3 separate regions of the Homo sapiens genome follow, and all the other regions are linked to region 1. A link is a loop called in an ENCODE intact Hi-C map of the cell type or tissue named here. Cell type or tissue: PC-9. All regions are shown on one strand. Links, peaks and the distances in the headings refer to the core of each region. The heading gives the core; the rest is flanking DNA.

Region 1 (5,414 bases), core at 957-3,456:
TTAAAAATAGCAAATAAGACCTGGCACGGTGGCTCACGCCTGTAATCCCAGCACTTTGGGGGGCCGAGGCAGGTGGGTCACTTAAGGTCAAGAGTTCAAGACCAGCCTGGCCAACATGGTGAAACCCTGTCTGTACTAAAACTACAAAAATTAGCTGGGCGTGGTGGTGCATGCTTTTAATCCCAGCTACTTGGGAGGCTGAGGAGGGAGGCAGAGGTTGCAGTGAGCTGAGATCACGCCACTACACTCCAGCCTGGGCAACAGAGCAAGACTCCGTCTCAAAAAAAAAAAAAGCAAATAAATAAATAAAACGCAATGATGTAACCACCTCCTCTTCTCCCTTAGATGAAGCCCTCCCTTGGGTCAGCTTTGGCTCAAGTGGTTACTTCCTCATGCCAGACTTTCTGTCTCTCTAACTCCCTGTGCTGGGGTTTGAATCCTGCAGGTGCTTTCTGATCTTTAAAAAAAAAAAAAAAAAAAAAAGCCCTCCCTCAACCCATCCTTCTGCTGCTCGGAGTCATGCCCTTTGCAGTCGACTGCACTCTCTGCCTCCACTTCCTGGCCTCACACTTGTTCCTTGCCCACTGAGACCCGGCTGTTTCATGCAACATCCCGCTGAAATGTACCAGCTGGCAAAAGGCACTCATCATCATCACTGTCACTAAATCCAGGGCTTGTACCTCCTGATTCTCCTTGATGGTCTTATGGCATCTGGTCCACTGACCACGCCCTTCTTAGAACACTCTGCGGCAGGCTGGGTCTCCCACTTCTTGCTCTAGATGACACTGGTGTTTCCCAAGGGACCAACCTCATCCTTCCCCTCAAGCACCACGAGAGTTCATCTTCACCCAACTTGTGGTTGAGTAGGATATGATGAAGACTCCACACCCCAGCCTCCGGGCTTGACCTCTTCTTATCTAACACCCACTGGTCATTTTCTCAGTCAGCAGGTCCTCTCCCTCCACATGCCCCAAGCCTGCCCACTTTTGCCACCACTACCCACAATGATGAGTCACCTTTGACTCTTCCCCCACCTTCTCTTCCACACACTCCACCACTATCCCCATGCCTCTGAGTTTATGGCTAAGCATTTCCATGACCTGCCCTCTCCTCTGCCTTATTTCTACTGTCACTGCCTTAGGGTTCAGGCCTGGCACACCTCTCTCCTAGATGAATGCAACAGCCGACTGCCCTCGATGACTCCAGAACGGTCCCTCTCAGATCTGTCCTCCCCACCAGCTGCTAGAGTGGAAAGTAAAAAGGTATGGCTGTTTATTTGAAAATGCAAAATCAGCCAGGCGTGGTGGCTTACATCTGTAATCCCAGCACTTTGGGAGGCCGAGGCGGGCAGATCACGAGGTCAGGAGTTCAAGACCAGCCTGGCTTAATATGGTGAAACCCCGACTCTACTAAAATTACAAAAATTAGCCAGCTGTGGTGGCATGCACCTGTAGTCCCAGCTACTCAGGAGGGTGAGGCAGAAGAATCACTTGAACCCGGGAGGCAGAAGTTGCAGTGAGCCAAAATCACACCACTGCACTCCAGCCTGGGTGACAGAGTGAGACTGCATCTCAAAAAAAAAAAAGATTCCTCACTGCCAACCTACAACTAAGACCTGTCCATCCCACTCACCTCCAATAAAGGCTGAGTTCATCTCACAGTTCATAAGCCCTCCAGGACCTGGCCTTGTCTATGATCCAGCCTTATTTCCTACCACTCTCCACCTCAACTGCTAAGCTCCAGGTTCCTTGAAAATCTGAGTTGACAAAGCACCCACTGCCATTTCACACCTCGATGTGCAGACTCCTTGGTGACATTTGCAGGACCCCAGGGGCAAGAGTACAAATGAGGCCCACGTGTTGTACCATGTGTCTGAATACAATTTTTAAATCAAGTTAACAACTGGCTCAATAAAATATTTCCTTTCTAAAATTGAGATGTAATTTGCATACCATAAAATCCATCACTTTAAAGCATACAATTCAGTTGGTTTTTGGTATTTGGTGTCCACACGCAGGACCCTGGAGGCCTGCCCGGACTGTTGGGTGAGCCAAGGCGCCCGTGCCTTATCCCTGCCAGGAACATACACCTCAGCCGCGGCACCCCTTTGGGTAATTCTGTTCCTCCTCCCACCACGAGAAGGGAAAGAGGGGGGAAAAGAGATCCCCAAGCCAGTTTGTTCCTTATGAATTGCCCTGGGAGAGAGGTTTACTCTGGGCCAACAACAAAATGATGGGCTAAAATTTTTTTAATCTTCTGCGTATTCTAGTTATTCAATTTATACTCCCCCACCCAGTGACTTCCAATCCCTTTTGCAATACACAGCAAAATACAACTCTGTCTCAGACCATATTTTTCAGATCACATTTCCCGGGGTTGTTTCAGTAAAATAGTATTCGCCGATATACAGAGCCCCTTTTCTTCCCGCATGTTTTCTCCCTATTCTCCACAAGAGGGAGCCAGCAGGTCCTGTTTGGGCCACGGCTTCTCCGCTCCTCACATCCCTTCTCCAACCAGGGCAAAGAAGACGTGGGATCAGAACCTGCGGGCGGTAAACCAAGCCCACAGCTCTCACACTGTTTGGTGAGCAGGGCTGTGTAGAACAACAGGATTTTTCAACAACTTATTTCAAGGGAATAAGAGGTGAACACCTGTTTTTGTTGTTGTTGTTGTTGTTGTTTGTTTGTTTTTTGTTGTTGTTTTGAGACAGAGTCTCGCTCTGTCGCCCAGGCTGGAGTGCAGTGGCGCGATCTTGGCTCACTGCAACCTCTGCCTCCCGGGTTCAAGTGATTCTCCTGCCTCAGCCTCCTGAGTAGCTGGGATTACAGACACATGCCACCACGCCCGGCTAATTTTCATTTTTTTAGTAGAGACGGGGTTTCACCATGTTGGCCAGGCTGGTTTCGAACTCCTGACCTCGTGATCCGCCCGCCTTGGCCTCCCAAAGTCCTGGGATTACAGGCGTGAGCCACCGTGCCTGGCGAACACCTGTTCTTTAAAAAAAAGAGAGAGGCTGGGCGCGGTGGCTCATACCTGTAATCCCAGCACTTTGGGAGGCCGAGGTGGGCAGATCATGAGGTCAGGAGATTAAGACCATCCTGGCTAACACAGTGAAACCCCGTCTCTACTAAAAATACAAAAATAATTAGCCAGGCGTGGTGGCAGGAGCCTGTAGTCCCAGCTACTCTGGAGGCTGAGGCAGGAGAATGGCGTGAACCCGGGAGGCGGAGCTTGCAGTGAGCCGAGATGGCGCCACTGCACTCCAGCCTGGGTTACAGAGCCAGACTCCGTCTCAAAAAAAAAAAAAAAAAAAAGAGAGAGAAAGAGTGATCTGGAAACAATGGAAAAAGCTTTCTGTTCATTGAAGTCCATAATAGCGTTGTATGTACATGTTTAGTGAGCACAAAATTATTCCACAAATATAAATTAACTGGTTTTAGAAAAAATACATGGAAGACATTTTTATTAAGTCTCAGTTGCTGTCCTATTTTTTTTTTTTTTTTGAGACAGGGTCTCGCTATGTTGTCCAGGCTGGTCTCCAACTCCTGGCCTCAAGGGATCCTCCTGCCTCAGCCTCCTAAAGTGCTGGGATTACAGACACATGCTACCACACCCGACTTAATGTATTTTAATGGAACACAAAACTGATTTTTTTTTTTTTTGAGACAGAGTCTCACTCTGCTGCCGGAGCTGGAGTTCAGTGGTGCAATCTTGGCTAACTGCAACATCTGCCTCCTGGGTTCAAGCAATTCTCCTGCCTCAGCCTCCCTAGCAGCTGGGATTACAGGCATCCGCCACCATGCCCAGCTAATTTTTGTATTTTTAGAAGAAACGCGGTTTCGATGTGTTGGCCAGGCTGGTCTCAAACTCCTGACCTCATGACGCGCCTCGGCCTCCCAAAGTGCTGGGATTACAGGCGTGAGCCACCATGCCTGGCCACAAAACTGGTTTTTAAAAGTTGTTTTTTAAATATTAGACAATGTAAATGATAAGGTGACTTGTTTTGTGTTCAAGAGATAGTTCTTCATGCCACACTGTAAAGCAGGTGGGATATCAGGTTAAGGAGACTGGAAGCCCTAAATATTTTGACACCAAGGACTTGTGTGGGCCAGTAGGAAGATGTACTTGGTGGCAGTGGGAGGGACGCTCTGGATTCAGGCCTCGGGACCACGTGGGCAGCCCTGGTCCCCGTGAGTGGAGGAGTGATAAGGGCTAGCGTTGGGTGACAAAGGCTGAAGAAAGGACACATATGTGAGACTGTGAAGGAGTAACTGACAAGGCCTGGTTCTTGACTGAAGAGGTGGAAGTAGGAAGAAATCGGAAGCAAGCTAGGCGACTGATTTGACATTGGTTGTGGTTTGAGGCAAGAGTAGCAGAGGAATGACAATTCACTCTGAATTCCACACTTTGTAATCAATCCCTTTATTGTAATCACAGTAGTATTTATATATATTTGAAAAACAGTAGAACATAGAAGTGTGAAATATGCATTTGAAAAATAGTAGAACGTACATGCGTAAGGCAAGATATATTTGCTCTACAGGCAGGGCTTGTTGCACGGGTCACAGACCCCCTTGCAATAACTCTGCAGCATCTTCCACTCCACCCTGGGCTCTTTGGTGTAGACTATGAGGAATATAAATCTGTGATAGTAAAGAGATATATTATGCTAGAAGCCCATCAGCAAAGAAACTGTCCTGGCATTCTTGTTCCAATGAAGCAGAAATGGGGACATATCCATAAATGGGCTGGGGTGGAGTTAGGGCAGGCCCAGGCAGCCTTCAAATTTTATGCCTTGAGTAGAGTTCGTACCTTCTGGCTTTTCCATCACCCTCCAGCCCAAATTTCCTTTTTTTTTTTTTTTTTTTTTTTGAGACAGAGTCTTGCTCTGTTGCCCAGGCTGGAGCACGATCTCGGCTCACTGCAAGCTCTGCCTCCCGGGTTCATGCCATTCTCCTGCCTCAGCCTCCCGAGTAGCTGGGAGTACAGGCGCCCACCGCCACGCCAGGCTAATTTTTTTTTTTTTTTGTATTTTTTAGGGGGTTTCACCGTGTTAGCCAGGATGGTCTCAATCTCCTGACCTCATGATCGGCCCGCCTCGGCCTCCCAAAGTGCTGGGATTACAGGCGTGAGCCACTGCGCCTGGCCCCAAATTCTTCTATGAAACAAACCTTCACAGTCCACTGAGCTGGTGTGGTTCAAAGTGCCATCAAGGGTGGTAAGAATGATTGAACTCTGATGACCAGATGATTTTCCTGCTCCAAAGCTCCCTTGCCAGGACACCCTCAAGCAAGAATTGCCCTCCTGAGCAGGGCTTCCTGAGGCCAGATGTGGAGGCTTTTCTTCAGAAATCTCCTGGTCAGCCATGAATAATCACTACTGTGCAAGAGGATGAGCTCCGGCCTCTCTTAGTC
Region 2 (5,414 bases), core at 1,192-3,691, 190 kb after region 1:
CAGCCATAGACAGCATATAAACACTCGAATGTGTGGCTGGCCATAATTTGCCCACCTCTGAGAGAGTCTAAATTCATAAAATTTACTAATAATCATTGTCGTTGTTCACATAAATTGATGAGTGTTCTGTATGTGGCCAGGCTCTATGCTAAGTACTTGTTGCGAATGGTCGCATTTATACCATTCAAAACAATTCTGTAAGATTATTAATAGTATTGTACCCATCTTACAGGTAAGGAAGCAGAGGCTTAGAGAAGTTAAATAACATTAAGTGTAGGCAAGGTTGAATTTGGAACAAGTAAATTTCACTCCAAACTCATGCTTTATACCACTACACAATACAGTCAGCCTACAGTACCTGCATCATTGATATCCGCATTTTCTTTTAGATCCTGACATAAGCCAGTATTTGGACTTAAGTTATATACATATATAGCTAAAGTTTTGCTGTATAGTTACAGCTAGTTTTGCTTCTTACCTGCCGAGGATCAGTGCTAGGAAATGAATACATGAAGTCCTGGAGAGCTCAGAGGCAGAAGACATATATGTCCAGGCTGCTTTCCAGGTTCTAAGACCCTGTGCTCTGAAAATAGTGAGGTGGAGCCAGGCCTTCAGCAAGCTATACTACTCCTTGGAATGGCCTCACCCAGGCCCAGCACTGGCATGAGCTGCCAAGCCATTGCACACAGGTGCAGGCTCCTCAGCTGCTGGTGGCACAGAGCAGCTTCTGCTGTTTCCCTACCTCTAAGCCAGAATTAGACCTGAAGCTGCTCTGTGGTCAGGGGAGACTAGAAATTGCATAATTAAGTTGTTTTCTAAATAGTGGTATCATTAGCATGCAAGTCGACCAAACAGAAATGTCTGTTAAAGATGGTAGGAACCATGTTTTGATGCCTTTGTTGTTATAATGAGTAAAATGTGTTCTGAAGAAAACTTAGAGTAAAAGTAAAAGATCAGGGGAAAAGTATCGCATATGCTATCACCACCAAAGTTCTTTCTTCAGGCTTATTGGGATGGTAGTGGGGGTTGGGGGTGGGGATTCTGTGGTCAAATAAATTTGGAAAATGCAAGCCTAGAAAAACTTGAACAATATTCTCAGGGATATAGTATGATGTTTTCCCAAAATGTGTGCATGTGTGTGTGTATGTGTGTGTGTGTGTATGTGTATGTATGTGTCTCCCCTTATAAAAATGTTTATAAGGAATATCCTTTGAGAAACCCAAACCCAGAGGCATTTCCCAGTGTTAACACTTTGGTAAATTTCTTTATGGTCCAATATTTTTCAAATGGGTGGGCATGTCAGCAACAGTAACTGTGGTGATTATTAAATACTTAAAAAATCATTTTTTTTTGAGACATGGTCTTTTGCTCCATCACCCAGGCTGGAGTGCGGTGGTGCAAACATAGCTTACTGCAGCTTCAGCCTCCCAGGTTCAGGCTATCCTCCTGCCTCAGCTTTCTGTGTAGCTGGGACCACAGGCATGCACCACCATGCCCAGCTACTTTTTGTATTTTTTGTAGAGACAGGGTCTCACTTTGTTGCCCAGGCTGGTCTCCAGCCTCAAGCAGTCCTCCCACCTCAGCCTCCCAAAGTGTTGGGATTACGGGCATGAGCCACTGCACCCAATAATCTCTTTTTTAATTTTTTTAGGAATAGGGGTTATATATATTCATTCCTGTGTGTTTGTGAATGTTTAAGTTTATTTTGAAACAGTTCATAATTACAGAAATGTTGCAAGAACAGTATGAAGGACTCCCCTATTCTCATTTCCCCATTTGTTACCATTTTACTATCTTTGCCTTATTCTCATTGTTTGTGCATGTGTGCACACATTATTATTGCTATTATTTTTGTATTTTTCATTACTGAAATCTGAATTATAAAATTCTTCAATGAACTGTGAACTTATTTCTCCAAAATACTATAGAAACTCAAATTAGACTACAAGTTTATTAATTTCCCCCATTTCTACCTGCTGCATTAAGGTAAATTATGCTTTTCAAGTGTGTGAAAAGTTATAAAATTTCAAGGAAACATTTTGATAAGGCTGCAGCCTGCAGTCCTCGTGAGGAGGAAAGAATTGTCAAAGCCAAGGAAGTCTTCAGTTGAGGCCCATGCACAATCCTAATCAGTCTGGATTAGTGAGGTTGTAATTTGATGTTGGATGGGACTGTCCCAACCATTTGGAGCCAGTTTGAAGTCCTATTAGACAGGGTCCTTTAAGAATTAGAGTCAGCTGTTTGCTGAGGTGTGAACCTCAGCCTGAAACATGCTTCCATTTTTAAGTTTCAGGACTAAGGGGGCCATGCAGGAGCTCTGGGCTTTAGTGACCCCTCTATTTTGTTTCCTGTGGTGACTTGTCATGTTTTCACAGCGCATCAATATGGATAGTTTTTAAAGTGACAGCCAGTTTCAACAGTGGTTTTATTTCACATACATTGGAGCTTCCATATCTGGATTTTTTTTTTGTCAGCCACTAAATCAAAGCTCTTCCTCCTCCAGATGGTTTAAGACACCCAATTTGAACATTAAGTGAGTCAAGCAAACCCTGTGCCACATTACCAAAGGGCCTGCTGGTTTAAGAGACTATGGATGTGACTTACATAACCTCTCATGGAGCATTTCCAAAACCTTGTAAGGAAGCTGGGTATAGTCACCTCTCCTTCATAACGTTAACACTGAGCCATGAAGCCAGGGCTTGTGTCCTCAGAGAATGCATAAGGAAACAATCACCAGATCGCCCTGGGAGGAGAAGGCACTAGGCGTTTGTTCAGGAGGTTGATGCAACACTCACAACAGCCGCAGGATACATGTATCATACCTCCCAGCTGGAAGGCAGAAACAACTTCAAGTTCAGCTCCCACACTCACATGTGTGGTAGCTCTATACCTAACTAGAAAAGTGCCTTGTTTAGGTATAAATTAGATTGCAGGGACTGAAAAAAAAATTTTTTTTAATTTTTAAAAACATTTTATTATGAAAATTTTCAAAGATACTTCAAAAAAGAGAAATACAGTCAGCCTGCATATACGCACTACACAGATGCAACCATTTATCAAGATTTTGCCACATTTCTTTACCCCGTCCCTTATTTATTTTTTGCTAAAATATTCACAACAAACCCCAGATATCATATCATTTTACCCCTAACATACTTCAACATGCCTCTCTAAAAAAGTAGACATTTTATAAACACAATGCCACTATCCCACCTATAAAATTAATCCAGGACCAAAATTTTGATGTATACTTTTTACATAGCTTCTGCAGCTGGGTAACCTCACAGCACAAGAATCAACAAGTCCATGCCTACACGAATTCAGCTGATAACTTTAAAGAGAGGGATCCTTGCTCTCAACTTTGGACGAAATTCTTTGGTTTGGGGCTGGGGGCAGGTGAAGAATTTGCACTTGTGGTTCTCCAGAATGTAATCTCAGGTATTGAACTGTGCCATTTGCTTCCTGGGCATTTCATCCTTTCATCAATGATTGGTAATCATAACTTACAGGAATTTTTAAAACAATATTTTAATTGGAAAACGCATCTGTCAGCTGTCAGGCTTCCAGTTTCCACTTTTGAGAAGCAGGATGTTGAATGTGAGTAATGACACAACAGGCCTATAAAATGCGGACTAACCCTCGGATGACTCATCCGGTACAATGCAGTATATTTGTCAAGGAGACTGAATCATATATGGGGGAAACCACTTCTCAGGCAGCCAGCTGGTTCTCAGGTCAGCAAGAGACGATCCATTTTTATCGGAAGCTTTATAGTAGCAATAATGCTAATACCCAGCACTCGGGCTCCACAATGTAGAGGAAATGGCATCGCCTGGCAGGTACGTGCTTACTGTTTACATGAACTTTATTTTTTCATTGTTCTCTTATTCTTAACCTTTCTGGTGCCTGCTTTTAGCATTTTTTTAAAGGAGAAAATTTATCCTAGTTGTAGAGGACCACAGTGTGTATGTGTTTGTATTTGTGTGTGCCCACGTGCAAGGACAGATAGGTAACCTCTGGTCTGTTGATAGACACAGAGCTCTTAGCCTCTCATGCCTCTTTCTGAAAACAAATTTCTCCTTAGATATTCTGATAGAAATGTTTTGTTGTTGTTGTTGTTGTTTTTTATTATTAAGTCCTGAATCTAAAAGATGCTGCCTAGGAAACAGCTTGCAGAGATGGTATACCTCTTGGGTGGGTAGTGTAGAGCTTTAAAACAAATGAATAAGCAGAGGTGAGCTGAAGGAGGTGGTCTAACAATTACTATTGTGTTACGTTGGATTTCTTTCAGTACTGTGCTTTTTTCCTACCCCCATGATGCGTGACTTAATGCAAGAAAGCTTTATTCCCCTACGGAGTGAATAGGGTGGGTTTTGTTTGTTTGTTTGTTTGTTTGTTTTTATAAATCACAATTTGCTCATACTGAATTCATGCATTAACTTTTTCTAGGTGGGAGAAAGGGTAGTGGGGATTTGGTAGCAACATTTAATTATAGCGTTCACATGATCTGAAGGATCATTCTGCATAATTGGGAGGCTGTGTCTGCCTGTCTGACCCTCTCTCTTTCTTCACCCACTAAATTTAAACAATGTCTGACTAGTTAAAGCACATATCTTATTTATTTGAGTGTATTAAACATTCCTATGTGTGTTGACAGTCTATTCAGTGTCTCCTCATATTTTAAAAAAATACTTTGTGAGTCTTGCTTGTTAGGGACAGATGCTATAGTTAGTTTATAGCAGTACTATTTATGCTTTCCTGGTCTGTCTGTCCAGAATGGCTAGGTCAGGACCTATAACACAACTGCCCACAAATTTGCCTAAGATTTAGCATTTGTGGAGCAGCCCAGTGTATAGCAGTAAATCCTGTTATCACTCAGAGAGCATTAAACAGATCTGGGGTTACCAAGCTGGAAAAATCGGCAATCTTTGTTTCTCTTCCCCTTTCTTATAAAATCCATAATAATGACTTGTTTTCCTTGAAGTGTATGAATTTTAAGCTGTCAGTAAATGCATTCAATTTACTTAACTACATTCAGAAATTCCTATAATTTGGAAAACCAGCATGAAGGGAGTTTGTTTCTGTTTGTTTTGTAGATTAAGGGGTGTACTTTTTATAGAATGGCCAATTTGTTTTTGGAGACAAGACCATCTCTAAATTTCATTAATTTTGCATTCTATAAATGAAAGCCACCTGTTATGCTGTAACGTGCTAATTATGGTAGAGGACAATAATGAAGAAGAACAGTATTTGAAATATGTGGGGGTTTTGCTAAGAATTTTCATGCCCACATCTGTAGTGCTTATTTTTATGTGTGTATACATGCATATATAGTACACATTTAATAATAGCACTTGGTGACATTAAAAAATACTTCAGATTCAAAGTGAGGGCCATTTTTTATTAACAACATT
Region 3 (5,414 bases), core at 1,192-3,691, 120 kb after region 1:
CCTGAGCCTAGCATTCCCTGCTTAAACTATTTGGTTATGTAACTTGTAAAACTTGTTCCACAAATTTGGTGATTTTCTCAGCTGATCACTTGAGCCCCTCCAGCTCCCCTGGTGGGAGAGAGCCTACTTCTCTTAGGTTGGGTTCCCTAGAAACAGAGCCCAAGCTGGGATCAATGTTCATTGTTATTTTAGGAGCCTCACTGCTCCCTGCCTGTGGGCTGCCTGCCTAGGTAGAATACAGTGTCTTTGGTAAGGAGATTGGGGATTGGCCTCCCAAGAGGCCCAGCGCTCCTCATGCAAATTGCTTTTACCCAGTGACAAGCTCTACCAGCCTGGGGTCTCAGAGTGGGGCCTTCACCCAGTCACAAAACATCCTGTTATGCCAGGGGTCAAAAGCTCAAATGCCTCCAGGAGCCAGAAGCCTGACAGACAGGGCAGCCTCCACTCAGCAACCATCCACTGTTACCCCGCAGAAATCTGGCACTCACAGTTGCTAAGTCTTTAATTTTTTTCAGGAGGAACCAAAAATATTGAGTTTTATGTGAAATATTCTGGTTTTAAGCTGTTAGCTTGATTAAAAAACAACAACAACAACAAAAAAAAACAGGCAAAACAAAACTTGTCTGGGGCCTTATCTGGCCTAGGAGCTGTCAGTTTGTGAATTTGGTTTGATGCCCTAATCCCAGAACAATGGATGCCCACTTGCCCCACATTTGCATAACTTTGGGAGCCACTGCAGTGATCTGGGACTAGACAAAGATCAGCTGTGAATCGACTACAAAAGGTTCCATGATTTCAAAATAAAGGGTAACCTTCTTCAGCAAGGCCTGTGTGACCTCCCTGACCTGGCTTCTACCCTTCTCCACCCTTTCCCGCACCTCCTTCCCCCTCCTCCCAAAGTTATTTCGCACCTAGGGCCTTTGTGGTAACCCGGCTCTTTATCCCCGAGATCTCTCCCCTTCCAGTTATCTAAGGGCACTCCCAGCATCTTTCAAGGATCCTTTCCCTGACCCCTGCTTTCTCTTCTGCTTACTCCATTTTTCAGAGCTGTTACCTCGCGGCCTCATGTGTTTTTTACATGCCTGTTGCCCCAGCTGACCGAATCCCTGGAGGGAAGGAGCCTGGGTTTCTTCACTCCTGTATCCCCACTGCCTCATAGAGCCCTGGTGCTTTCAAGGCAGACTGGAGCAATGGGTATCCAGTGAAAAAAATCATGACCTTGACCATTGCCCTTCACATGTCAGAAATGCATTTGTGAAGAACTGGCCATTTTTATGTTAAGAAATTAAGTTGAAATCTGGTATTCATGAGAAGACGAAAACTTGCTTCATCCTTTAATTTTTAAAATGACTACCTATTGTTGAAAAACTGTTGGAAAAAAAATACGTTTTAAAACTTACTCAGCTTTGGACCTCGCTGAGGCTTCCAAGAGGTTCTGGAACTAGAGAATGGCTACAGTGACCAGCATTCGCTTTTCTCGAGACCCTCAAGGGTTCTCAGGGCTCATCTTAAAGTGGGGGATGAGAGGGGAGAGGGGATGTGTGCTGCCTCCCTGGGAGGGCAGAAACCAGCTCCTCTGAATGAAACAGCACTTTCCACAGAGACAGCGGCCTAGGGTGTGAGGGCGAGCAAGCCGCAGTCGAAAGCCCCTTTGCATAATCCATTCTTAAATTGACTGAGGCTTGTACAGTTGTAAACTGAAACTCCAGAGGCAAACCCTGAGCGGTTACATTTTCTCGAAAAGAATGTTTCCCAGCCTGTCAATTATTTCCTGGTCTCCGTCCCTCCCCAACGCGCGCACACACCCAACTTTTAGTAGCCAGCTGCCTTGACATTGAGTCTCTCTCCTACCTGAAGTGGAGCACCTCAGGAAGCAGCGAGGCTGCCGTTTCATTCATAATACATGAACTCAGGGGAGGAGGGAGGCGGGGGCAGGGGCCTTTCATCTCTGCTATTTAAAATCCCGGCATTGCAGCTGAAAGGGAAAACGACCTGGGATTGAACGGCACCGGGGATGAAGCATTGCACGATAACGGCACAACCGAGCGCGTCAGCGGCCCGCCCGCCGGCTATTTATACCGCGCGGATTATGCAATCGGGCTCCAGCCATTCATGCCCCGACTGGGCCGCCGCACGCCCGGGGCGGGGGGGCCTCATTCCCGGGCGCCGGGTCAGTTTCTAAGTTTGCATCATCCCCTGCATTACGAGAGAGCTTGGGTTTCCATTCCTGCCAGCGGGGCTTGGGGGAGACAGCTGGGCTACAAACTCACTTGGCACACACGACTGCTTACTTAAACATCATAATAAAGGCACCAGATCGCCCGAGGCGCGGCCCGGCCGCGCGCAGGGTTGAGCTCGGGGAGACCGGAAGGAACTGATAACCGAGCGCTAATGACACCCCCTCCCTCCGCGTCGGAAGTGTCCTCGGAGCGCCGGTCATTGAGAAATACCGAAGGGGCAGAGTGGGGGTGAAGCGAGGACAGGCCCGGGCGCAGCTGCGCGCGCCTCGCGGGGCGGGGAGCGGGGGCGCCGCGGCAGCGGGGGGCTTCTGCAGGCTGGGCCGCGGCGGGGCGGTGCGAACCTTTGGGCCCCGTGGAGTCCTCCCTAAATCACCCCCTCCCCGCCCCTGGGAGGGGGGAGGGCGAGTGATTGCTCAGATCCCACCCCCGCCCCTGGGGAAATCTACACTGCCGGCCCTACCGGACGAGAGGGGGGAGAAGGACACGAACGAGAGAGCGGATTGCAGAGGAGGCTAAAATGTCCGCTTCTCCTGGCGCCCGAGCCAGGCGGGAGGGGTGGGGGCCGCGGACGGCTTCCCAGTGAAACAGGACCTGCGGGGCTACTGAGCATGCCCGTCCCCGGCCGCGGAGGGTCGCTCCGGCTCCGCGCTCCGGACTTTCCGGGCAGCCCGCGGGAAGGGCCGGGGTGGGGGTGCTCCCTCGCCCAGGACTCGGAACTGAGAAGCCTGTAGGTGGGGGACCTGCTGGGGGCCCCGCTGGGTTTGCGTGAAGTTGTGAGCAGATCGATATTACTTTTGAAGCTTTACGATCCTACTCTGACTGAGCACTATTGATTTGATCGTGTTCAGAGATTCCCGCAGCCCCCTGTTCTGCCGGTTGTGGGGAGAGACAGGGATGTGGGTCCTTAGCTCTTTCAGCAGTGACATCAATTAAAGCCCTAAATCTGTGATATCCCCTATTCCAGCAACAATCCAATGGACTTTGATAACACCTTGATGTTCAGATCAACAGACATATCTGAGTTATTCGCCCAATGTCCTCATTTATTCTATGGAGCTGCAGGAGTCAGACTTGCCTCAACCACAGTAATTGATGGGGAGGACCAAGAAGTGACCTGCTAGTAATGTTTCCATCAAAAGGCCCCTTTTGGGTGTTGAACAAGACAGAAGAGAACTGGCAGGCTTCATTTAAAGGAACATGAAGGACAGAGTGGAGGGGGGCATTTGGTAAACCAGCTGGCCAGAGAGAGGAAAGGGCTATCAGGAATCTGTATAGCCCATTTAAGATTCCCAGCAACCCTATGTTGTGGGTACTATTCCGACCCAACAGACACTGAACCCAAGGCTCAGTGGACCTAAGGGCCTGCCTGAGATAGCCCAGCTGGAGTATGGTACCAGGTGATCCCAGTGGGGACTTGGGGACTTCTGGACCTCAGAATATTTATCATTGTTCCCCTGGCAACCTGGTCCATAGGCTGGGCCAGTCGTTCGCTGCTATTAAGCAGAGAGCTGGCTGAGTGAGTGGTGATGACACCAATTTAACCTGCTCATAGAGCTGGCCTACCTGCAGAAATTAATCACCTCACCTGCCACCTTGCCATTTGTGTACCTTGAAACTGGAGGGTGGAGCCCAAGAGATGCCCACAGGGTGGATAATTTTGACATGGGTAAGTGCCTGTGTTCTGGGAAGTTCAGGAATAACAGGGTGGGATCTCTTTCAGCACTCCCAGGGAGAAGAGCAACCATGGCCAAAGGTGAGACTTGGGTAGATTCCTTAGCCATCTGAGGATTTGGAAGACAATGAGATCTTGCCTTTGCTTAGTACTTTCTCAGGAACTCTCAATGGCCTCAAAAACTGATAAAGACAAGCTTGGCCTTGTTATTCCTGTTTTATAAAGAAACTCACTCGGGGTCTCAGGACTGCTAGGAGAAAACCAGAACCAAGCTGTTCCATCCCCTGGTTCATGCCCTCCCCACCACCACACATCACCAGCGTGAACCCTACTCCATGTCTACAGAGATCATGGCTGTGATAAGCACAAAGCCTGGAGTAAACCACCAGTTTATCCCTGACTCAAGGTGAAACTTTTTGGAGCATTTGTGGCTCTTATATGTATGTAAATTTTAGGAATACTAAATTTGAGGCATTTATTTATTTATTTAGAGACAAAGTTTTGCTCTTGTTGCCCAGGCTGGAGTGCAATGGTGCAATCTCGGTACACTGCAGCCTCCTCCTCCTGGGTTCAAACAATTCTCCTGCCTCGGCCTACTGAGTAGCTGGGATTATGGGTGCCCACCACCACACCCAACTAATTTTTATATTTTTAGTAGAGACAGGGTTTTGCCATGTTGGCCAGGCTGGTCTCAAACGCCTGACCTCAGGTGATCCGCCCACCTCAGCCTCCCAAAGTGCTGGGATTACAGGCATGAGCCACTGCGCCCAGCCTGAGGCAAATATTTAATCTCTTAACCTGTTCAGTGGTTGCTATTTAGTTAACATCGTATCTGGATTGTCCCATGGACATTCAAGAGGATGGAAAAGTCTACTGTGTTTGGAGAGCAGCAAGGGATAGGGACTATGTCTCTTGTTTCTTTTTCTTTCTTTCTTTCTTCTTCTTTTTTTTTTTTTTTGAGATGGAGTTTTGCTCTTGTTGCCCAGGCTGGGGTGCAGTGGCACAATCTTGGCTCACCGCCACCTTCACCTCCTGGGGTCAAGCGATTCTCCTGCCTCAGCTCCCGAGTAGCTGGGATTACAGGCACGCGCCACCACGCCCGGCTAATTCTGTATTTTTAGTACAGACGATGTTTCACCATGTTGGTCAGGCTGGTCTCGAACTCCCGACCTCAGGTGATCTGCCCGCCTCGGCCTTCCAAAGTGCTGGGATTACAGGCGTGTGCCACCGCGCCCGGCCGGGGCTGCTTCTTAACGCGAGAAATTCCATAATTTCTACGGAAATGCAAACGTTTCTGGGCTGTGCTGGGTTGACCTTTTTCTTTGCATGAGTAATGATTCTTAAAAACATCCGTTCCTTGGCCGGGTGCGGTGGCCCATGCCTATAATCCCAGCACTTTGGGATGCCGAGGCAGGCGGATCACGAGGTCAAGAAATCGAGACCATCCTGGCCAACATGATGAAACCCCCTCCCTACTAAAAATACAAAAATTAGCTGGGCGT

The links. A loop is a pair of places that touch in the nucleus more often than their neighbours do. Peaks named below come from ENCODE experiments on the same cell type or tissue, not always from the same donor. Only the 100,000 strongest peaks of a DNase experiment are listed, where the experiment ranks them.
Region 2: a loop joins it to region 1, with 6 times the contacts of the local background. A loop is called at or near these places in 5 of 110 quality-filtered maps.
Region 3: it touches region 1 in a loop (10-fold over the local background); 68 of 110 quality-filtered maps call a loop at or near these places.

What each region holds. Positions count from the first base shown.
Region 1 is chr2:65,550,481-65,555,894 of GRCh38, reverse strand. It overlaps the pseudogene VTRNA2-2P. Among named protein-coding and RNA genes, the nearest start is that of LINC03050, 49 kb to the left of the region's middle. In PC-9, for the core only: CTCF peaks have their summits at 2,245 and 2,449 (motif pointing right); DNase peaks (open chromatin) are centred at 964 and 2,484; H3K27ac peaks cover 740 bases.
Region 2 is chr2:65,365,015-65,370,428 of GRCh38, reverse strand. All of the region lies in intron 1 of SPRED2 (sprouty related EVH1 domain containing 2), which reads left to right. Among named protein-coding and RNA genes, the nearest start is that of SPRED2, 65 kb to the left of the region's middle. In PC-9, for the core only: no CTCF peak of the experiment used is centred there; DNase peaks (open chromatin) are centred at 2,728 and 3,638; H3K4me3 peaks cover 393 bases; H3K27ac peaks cover 2,061 bases.
Region 3 is chr2:65,433,320-65,438,733 of GRCh38, reverse strand. No RefSeq gene overlaps it. Among named protein-coding and RNA genes, the nearest start is that of SPRED2, 3.4 kb to the right of the region's middle. RefSeq lists an enhancer at 579-1,385 and silencers at 1,980-2,138, 2,505-2,624, 2,785-3,024. In PC-9, for the core only: no CTCF peak of the experiment used is centred there; DNase peaks (open chromatin) are centred at 1,833, 2,283 and 2,753; H3K4me3 peaks cover 2,480 bases; H3K27ac peaks cover 2,325 bases.